Regions from separate parts of the Homo sapiens genome. Here region 1 is linked to region 2. A link is a loop called in an ENCODE intact Hi-C map of the cell type or tissue named here. Cell type or tissue: PC-3. All regions are shown on one strand. Each heading gives the region's core, and the rest is flanking DNA. Links, peaks and the distances in the headings are about the cores only. Region 1 has its middle 9.7 kb from the start of COG2. Region 2 overlaps CAPN9 (calpain 9).

Region 1 (2,913 bases), core at 140-2,639, 160 kb before region 2:
TCCTTTGACTGCTGTGTGGAGAATGGCTAGAATGAAGGCAAAAGTACAAACAAGGAAACTAGTCATTCTTCAATATTTATGGAACACCTACTATGTGCCAGGTACCATACTAGACCCCAGAGATGGAATAGTTAATAAGAAGGATACAGTTTTTGGCTCCATGGAGCTTCCATTTTAGTGGGGCAGTCAGACTATAAGCAGACAAATTATCTATCTATCTATGTATCTATCTATCTATCTATCTATCTATCTATCTATCTATCTACCTATCATCTCTATCATCTGTCTATCCAACCATCTACCTATATCTATCCATCTCTTTCATCTATCCATTTATATCTATCTAATGTGTCTTCTATCTGCCTACTTACCTATCTCTATCATCTATTTATCTATCTCTACCATCTACCCATCTATGCACCTATTCATCTACCTATCTATCTCTATCATCTGTGTATCCATCCGTCTACCCATCTATCATCTATCTATCTATTCATCTATATATCTGTTCATCTCTCTGTCTATCAGTCTATCTATCTTAGGAGTTGATAAGTTTTAGGAAAAAAGGTAAAGCAGGGTATGGGGCATGGCAGGTGGAGGTTTACAGGAGCAGGTTGCTATTTTATTAGGCTGTGTCAGGGAAGTTTATCTTATTTGAGCAAAGACCTGGAGAAAATAAAAGTGTGAGCAGCAGTAATATCTGCAGAAAAGCATTCCAAACAAAGTAAACAGCAAACTGAACATGGGAGCGTGCCTATTGTGTTTGAAGAAAGGCATGGGGATCAATAGGAATGGAGCAAGAGGGGAAATGGTAGGAGACAGGGAAGAGAGGTAGTGGGGTCCTGATCACGTAAGTCCTCAAAGGCCTTTGTTAGGATTGACCCTTACCTCTGTGACCAATGAGAAGCCATTGTATGGTTTCAAACAGAGAAGAGGCCTGCCTTGGCTTAGATTTGAAAAGAATCCCTCAGGCTGCTTTGTGGAGTATAGACTCGCAGGAGGATGAGCAAGGGTAGAGGCAAGGAGACAGTTCAGAGGCTACTTGCGTTCATCTAGATCAGGTTTCACAGCCTCTGCACCATTGACATTTAAGGCCAGATAATTCTTTGTTGTAGAGGCTGCCCTGTGTGTTGTATGATGTTTGGCAGCACTCCTGGCCTTTAACCACTAGATGCCAGTAGTGACCCTTCCCTCAGTAGTGCCACCAAAGATGTCTCCAGACATTGCCAAAACCCATGGGGAGAAGAGTGGACAAAACCTTCCCCAGGTGAGAACCACTGATCTAGATGACCGATGACAGTGGCATGCACTAGAGCAGTAGATGGGCAGGTGGGGAGAAGTGGTGAGATTCTGTATGTGTTTTGAAGGCAAAACACACAGAATTTGTTGATGCATTATGCGTGGATCCTGTGAACAAGATAAGGATTAGGAAGATTTTAAGATTTTTGGCCTGAGGCACTGGAACAATAAAGCTGCTGCTTACCAAGATGGGAAAGACTACAGGAGGAGCAAGTTAGAGGAAATCAGGAGTCTGGTTTTGGATGTGTTGAATTTGAGATGCCTGTTAAATCCACATGGAGGTGACAAGTAGGCAGTTGGATATACAAGTCAGGAGTTCAGGAATGAGGTCCAGGCTAGAGACAGAAATGTGACAGTCATTAGAACAGAGGTGTTACTTAAAGCCTTGAGGCTGGGAGAGCTTGTCTGTGCAGGGAGTAGAGATAGGGAAGGTGTGTTAGGCAGCATTTTAAGATGGCCATCTGATATCTGACCTATGTTATGTCCTTTGAAAGTAGACAGGACGTAGACTTGCTTCTAACTAGTAGAATATGGTGAGGTAAGGGGTTGTCCCTCCTACAAGTACACCATGTTACATAAGTCTGTTTTTTTGCTGACTGGAATCAGAGGCTTTCCTGCTGACTTTGAAGAAGCAAAGGGCTTCTTGACAACCACTGTGGAGAGGTCTCATGGCAGGGAACTGCAGGAGACCTCTAGGAGCAGAGGGCAGACTCCAACAGATAGCCAAAAAGAGGCTGGGGCCCTCAGACATATGGGTGCAAGAAAATGAATTCTGCCAAAAATCTAAATGAGTTTGGAAATAGATTCTTCCCCAGCTGAACCTGCAGATGAGAACATAGCCCAGTCATGCCTTCATTTTTGCCTTGAGGGAGATTCTGAGTTAAGCAAAAACAGGTCTGAGTTCAGGAGCACATTGGTGCTGAAAAGTTGAGGTCAGGACAAGCCAACAAAGACTGGCAGAAAACAAAGGCAGAGTCAGAAGCTAAGTGAATAAAATGAAACATTTTGAGAAAAACAGAGGGACTACTGTGTCAATTGGGACTGACAGGTTGAGTAATCTGAGGTCTGAGAATGACTTATGGGATTTGGCAAAGTGGTGATTATGAGTGACCTTGAAATGACCTTGAAAAACAGCTGTCTCCCTAGAGTAGCGGGACTGAAAGCCTGATGGCAGTAACTGAGGTTAAAACACACACACACAGACACACACACACACACGTCAGGATTTGGATTCATATGGGAACAGCAATCAAGTCTGCATTCTGTTTTGGAGGTAACATCAATAGGACTTGCTGACAGACGGGAATAGGGGAAGGGAGAAGTCATCCCAAAGGTGGAAGCCCTAGCCACTGGGTAGGAGGCAATGCCTTTTACTAAAATGGGAGAAAACCAGGAGAGGAACAGGTAGAGGAGGGAACCAGTTAAAGTTATGTTAAAAACCTGGTGTCTCTTAACATATCCCCACAGAGAAATTCCATAGGCAGTTGGATATGAGTCTGAGCTCAATAAACAGGTCAGGATTAGAACTTCAGAGCGTTCCATTTACAGAAAGTACTTAAACCAATGATACTGTCTAGAATCATTGAGAACAGTGGTTCTGAAACTGAGAGATGA
Region 2 (2,913 bases), core at 255-2,754:
CCCCCAACAGCCCTGGATTTAGCCACATTATTGGGCTTTCAGCAGATGGGTACATAGGTTTATCTTATCGGGTCAACTGAATTCAGCTTTCATGTGCAATTTCAGAAAAGGACATCAAATTCAAGAAGCTAAGCCTGATCTCCTGTAAAAACATCATTTCCCTGATGGACGTATCCTTCCAAATATTTGAGCAGAAATAGACATGGATCCTGGGCTTTAAGCACAGTAGAGTAATCTTCAATAGTGCAGACTCTCCAAGAACATGACATCCTTAGCCAGCAGAATAGTCTTCTTCACAGAAAATAACCCAAAGCTGGGGGACCCCCATGCTGAAATTGGATCAGAATCAAGATGCACAAGACTGCCTAGTGGTGGGGGTGGGGAGCTTTTGAAGGGACTTGGGGGTCTTCTTGCCACTTTGGGATCCCATCCAAGGGAACAGAGTTCTGTTTTTGTGAACTTTCCGGGACCACCCCCATTCCACTTCTGCCGTTTCCCCTCTTCAGAGATTTGTGGTTTAATCATTAAAACCACTTCCCCAGGGCCCCAAACCTGTGCACCCAGGCCAGCCCATCGGCCCTCCCCCTCTGCAGTCCCAGAGCTGAGGTCCCACGAGGAGCCTCAGGTTGAAACACTGCTCATGTCTCCCTTAACCCACATGGCACAGACCAGCGGCAATGGGAAGCTGGAGTTTGATGAATTCAAAGTGTTCTGGGACAAGCTGAAGCAGTGGATTGTATGTAACCTGGAGCAGGGCTTGGCCTCTGGGGGACCCAGTGAACCTAGAGCAGAGGGGATTTAAAATGGTGCAGCAGGCTGCAGGCTATAGGCTAGAGGAATTGTATTCGGACAGGGGAGAAGGGAAAACAGCATCATGCTATTCCGATGCTTACGGGAGTACCACCGTGCTTCCACCCAAGACGAAAAGGAAGACAAAAGGGAGACCGACTTCTTTTGGAAGGCCCAGTCCAACTGTGGCCTCTGCGGCCCCTAGAGGGTAGCTCCCCCGGGCTGGCTGTCACCCATTTACTGCCATCAGCGATGCCTTTCAGGCACGCTCCTTCTCAAGGCTTCTGCTCTCCACCCTTTAGAACCTTTTCCTTCGGTTTGATGCTGACAAGTCCGGCACCATGTCTACCTATGAACTACGGACTGCACTGAAAGCTGCAGGTAAAGAAAAGACTGGAGTACAGGTGGCTGACTGCATGCCAGGTACTGCCTGTGGGCAACCTGAGCAGATGGCAGGTCTTCTCTCTGCTGCCCAGGAGGTGGGCCTCTGAGCCCAGTTGGTGATTCTTAAGGTCACGGCCCTTGGAGTGGTGGCACCAGGGTTCAGACCCAGGACTCACTTCCTGACACCAGGGCCCTCATTTTAAACCACTGTGAACATTGGTAGAAACTTTTTAAATGTATCTGCTAAAAATGAACTTGGCCTGCCCTCTGGAGGCCTCATAGCCTCTGACCATGTTTTCTGGCCCAGTACTTAACACATGGCTCTTTGGTGGCAAGCTGCAGTGATTCCAAACTTCTCATTTCTGCTCTCAGATGGTTGTTATCGTGGATGAGACAGAGCATGCAGCACCCATGGTTTGGGGTCCGCACGTCCCTCTGCCACCTGTGGCCCTGTCCCGGGTTTTATCAGCATCAGACTCTGAATCCAAAATGGATGACTGCATCATAGTTTATACCCTGCTCCCTTACCCAAAGGCTGGGCTCCAGGTGGCATTTCCCACTCTTGTCCGGTGCTGGATGGCTGTCGGCATCTCTGTGGTCCCATGTCCTGCACACACAACCGTAGTTTCCACGAGCGCTCTGCAGACCTCCCGCCTGCCGGGCTGCCTGCGCTTCTCACCAAGCACACCTCACAGATAGGGGCCTCCTGAACCTTTTAAAGTGGTTCTCTCCCAGGGAAAGCAAAATCTGGAAACATGTCCAGGCTCAGGCCTGATAAAAGGATGAAGTATACACAGCCAGGACCATCTCGGGTCCTATGTGAGGGAGAAGAAAATCAGATGATTTATAAATGAGCAAAGTGCCAGGCTGAGAAGGGGCGCCTGATTTTCTTAGGGGATGATGACTCTGTTTCCATGGTAGGAGGAGGAACTGAGCAGGGGACAAAGGGAGCACTCAGAGAGGAGGGGCATGGCTGTGTCTTTCCTACCCTGACGTGGTGTGGGGAGAATCGCCCCTCATCCCCCTCCTCTAGCCCCAAACATCAGGATTCTGGCCAAGGCTGGCAGCCAGCACTGCCGTGCAGGCTCCAGGGACTCTGTGCTCTGTGTCTGACCTGCCTGCTCCTCTGCTGGAATTAGGAAGAAGCAGAAAGACCCTGGGTGGATTTCTGAACAATCCTGTGAACACCTCCTAGAAAGTGAACATGTAGACAAAAATGAAAGGGGGAAAGAAATCACTTCTAAGGGCACTAATTAGAAATCAAAGCACTGGCCAGGTGTGGTGGCTCACACCTGTAATGCTAGCACTTTGGGAGGCCTAGGTGGGTGGATCATGAGGTCAGGAGTTTGAGATCAGCCTGGCCAACATGATGAAACCCCGCCTCTACTAAAAATACAAAATTAACCAGTTGTGGTGGCAGGTGCCTGTAGTCCCAGCTACTCAGGAGGCTGCAGCAGAAGAATCACTTGAAATCAGAAGGCAGAAGTTGCACTGAGCCGAGATTGCACCACTGCACTCCAGCCTGGGCAACAAGAGTGAAACTCCATCTCAAAAAAAAAAATCTAAATATCAAATCCAGAAGGAAGTTCACTTTGTCTAAACTCCTCATTTGACAATGAGGAAACCAAAGCCCAGAGAACTGAACCCATATGCCACGGCTGGAGCAGTGCCAGGGCTCAGATCCAAGCCTCCTGGCTATAGCCTGTCATTCTTCCCCCATCGTGGATGTGTAGGAATGGG

What was found. Hi-C counts contacts between places; a loop is a spot of excess contacts. Peaks named below come from ENCODE experiments on the same cell type or tissue, not always from the same donor. Only the 100,000 strongest peaks of a DNase experiment are listed, where the experiment ranks them.
Region 1: a loop joins it to region 2, with 8 times the contacts of the local background. A loop is called at or near these places in 12 of 110 quality-filtered maps.

The regions. Positions count from the first base shown.
Region 1 is chr1:230,631,298-230,634,210 of GRCh38, forward strand. No RefSeq gene overlaps it. Among named protein-coding and RNA genes, the nearest start is that of COG2, 9.7 kb to the right of the region's middle. In PC-3, for the core only: CTCF peaks have their summits at 1,174 (motif pointing right) and 1,377; a DNase peak (open chromatin) is centred at 1,174; H3K27me3 peaks cover 68 bases.
Region 2 is chr1:230,791,759-230,794,671 of GRCh38, forward strand. CAPN9 (calpain 9) reads left to right here. Exons shown (of 20, transcript NM_006615.3): 15 at 106-170; 16 at 668-736; 17 at 1,092-1,170. All of the region lies in intron 1 of CAPN9-AS1 (CAPN9 antisense RNA 1), which reads right to left. Among named protein-coding and RNA genes, the nearest start is that of CAPN9-AS1, 2.0 kb to the right of the region's middle. In PC-3, for the core only: a CTCF peak has its summit at 1,431 (motif pointing left); no DNase peak of the experiment used is centred there; H3K27me3 peaks cover 40 bases.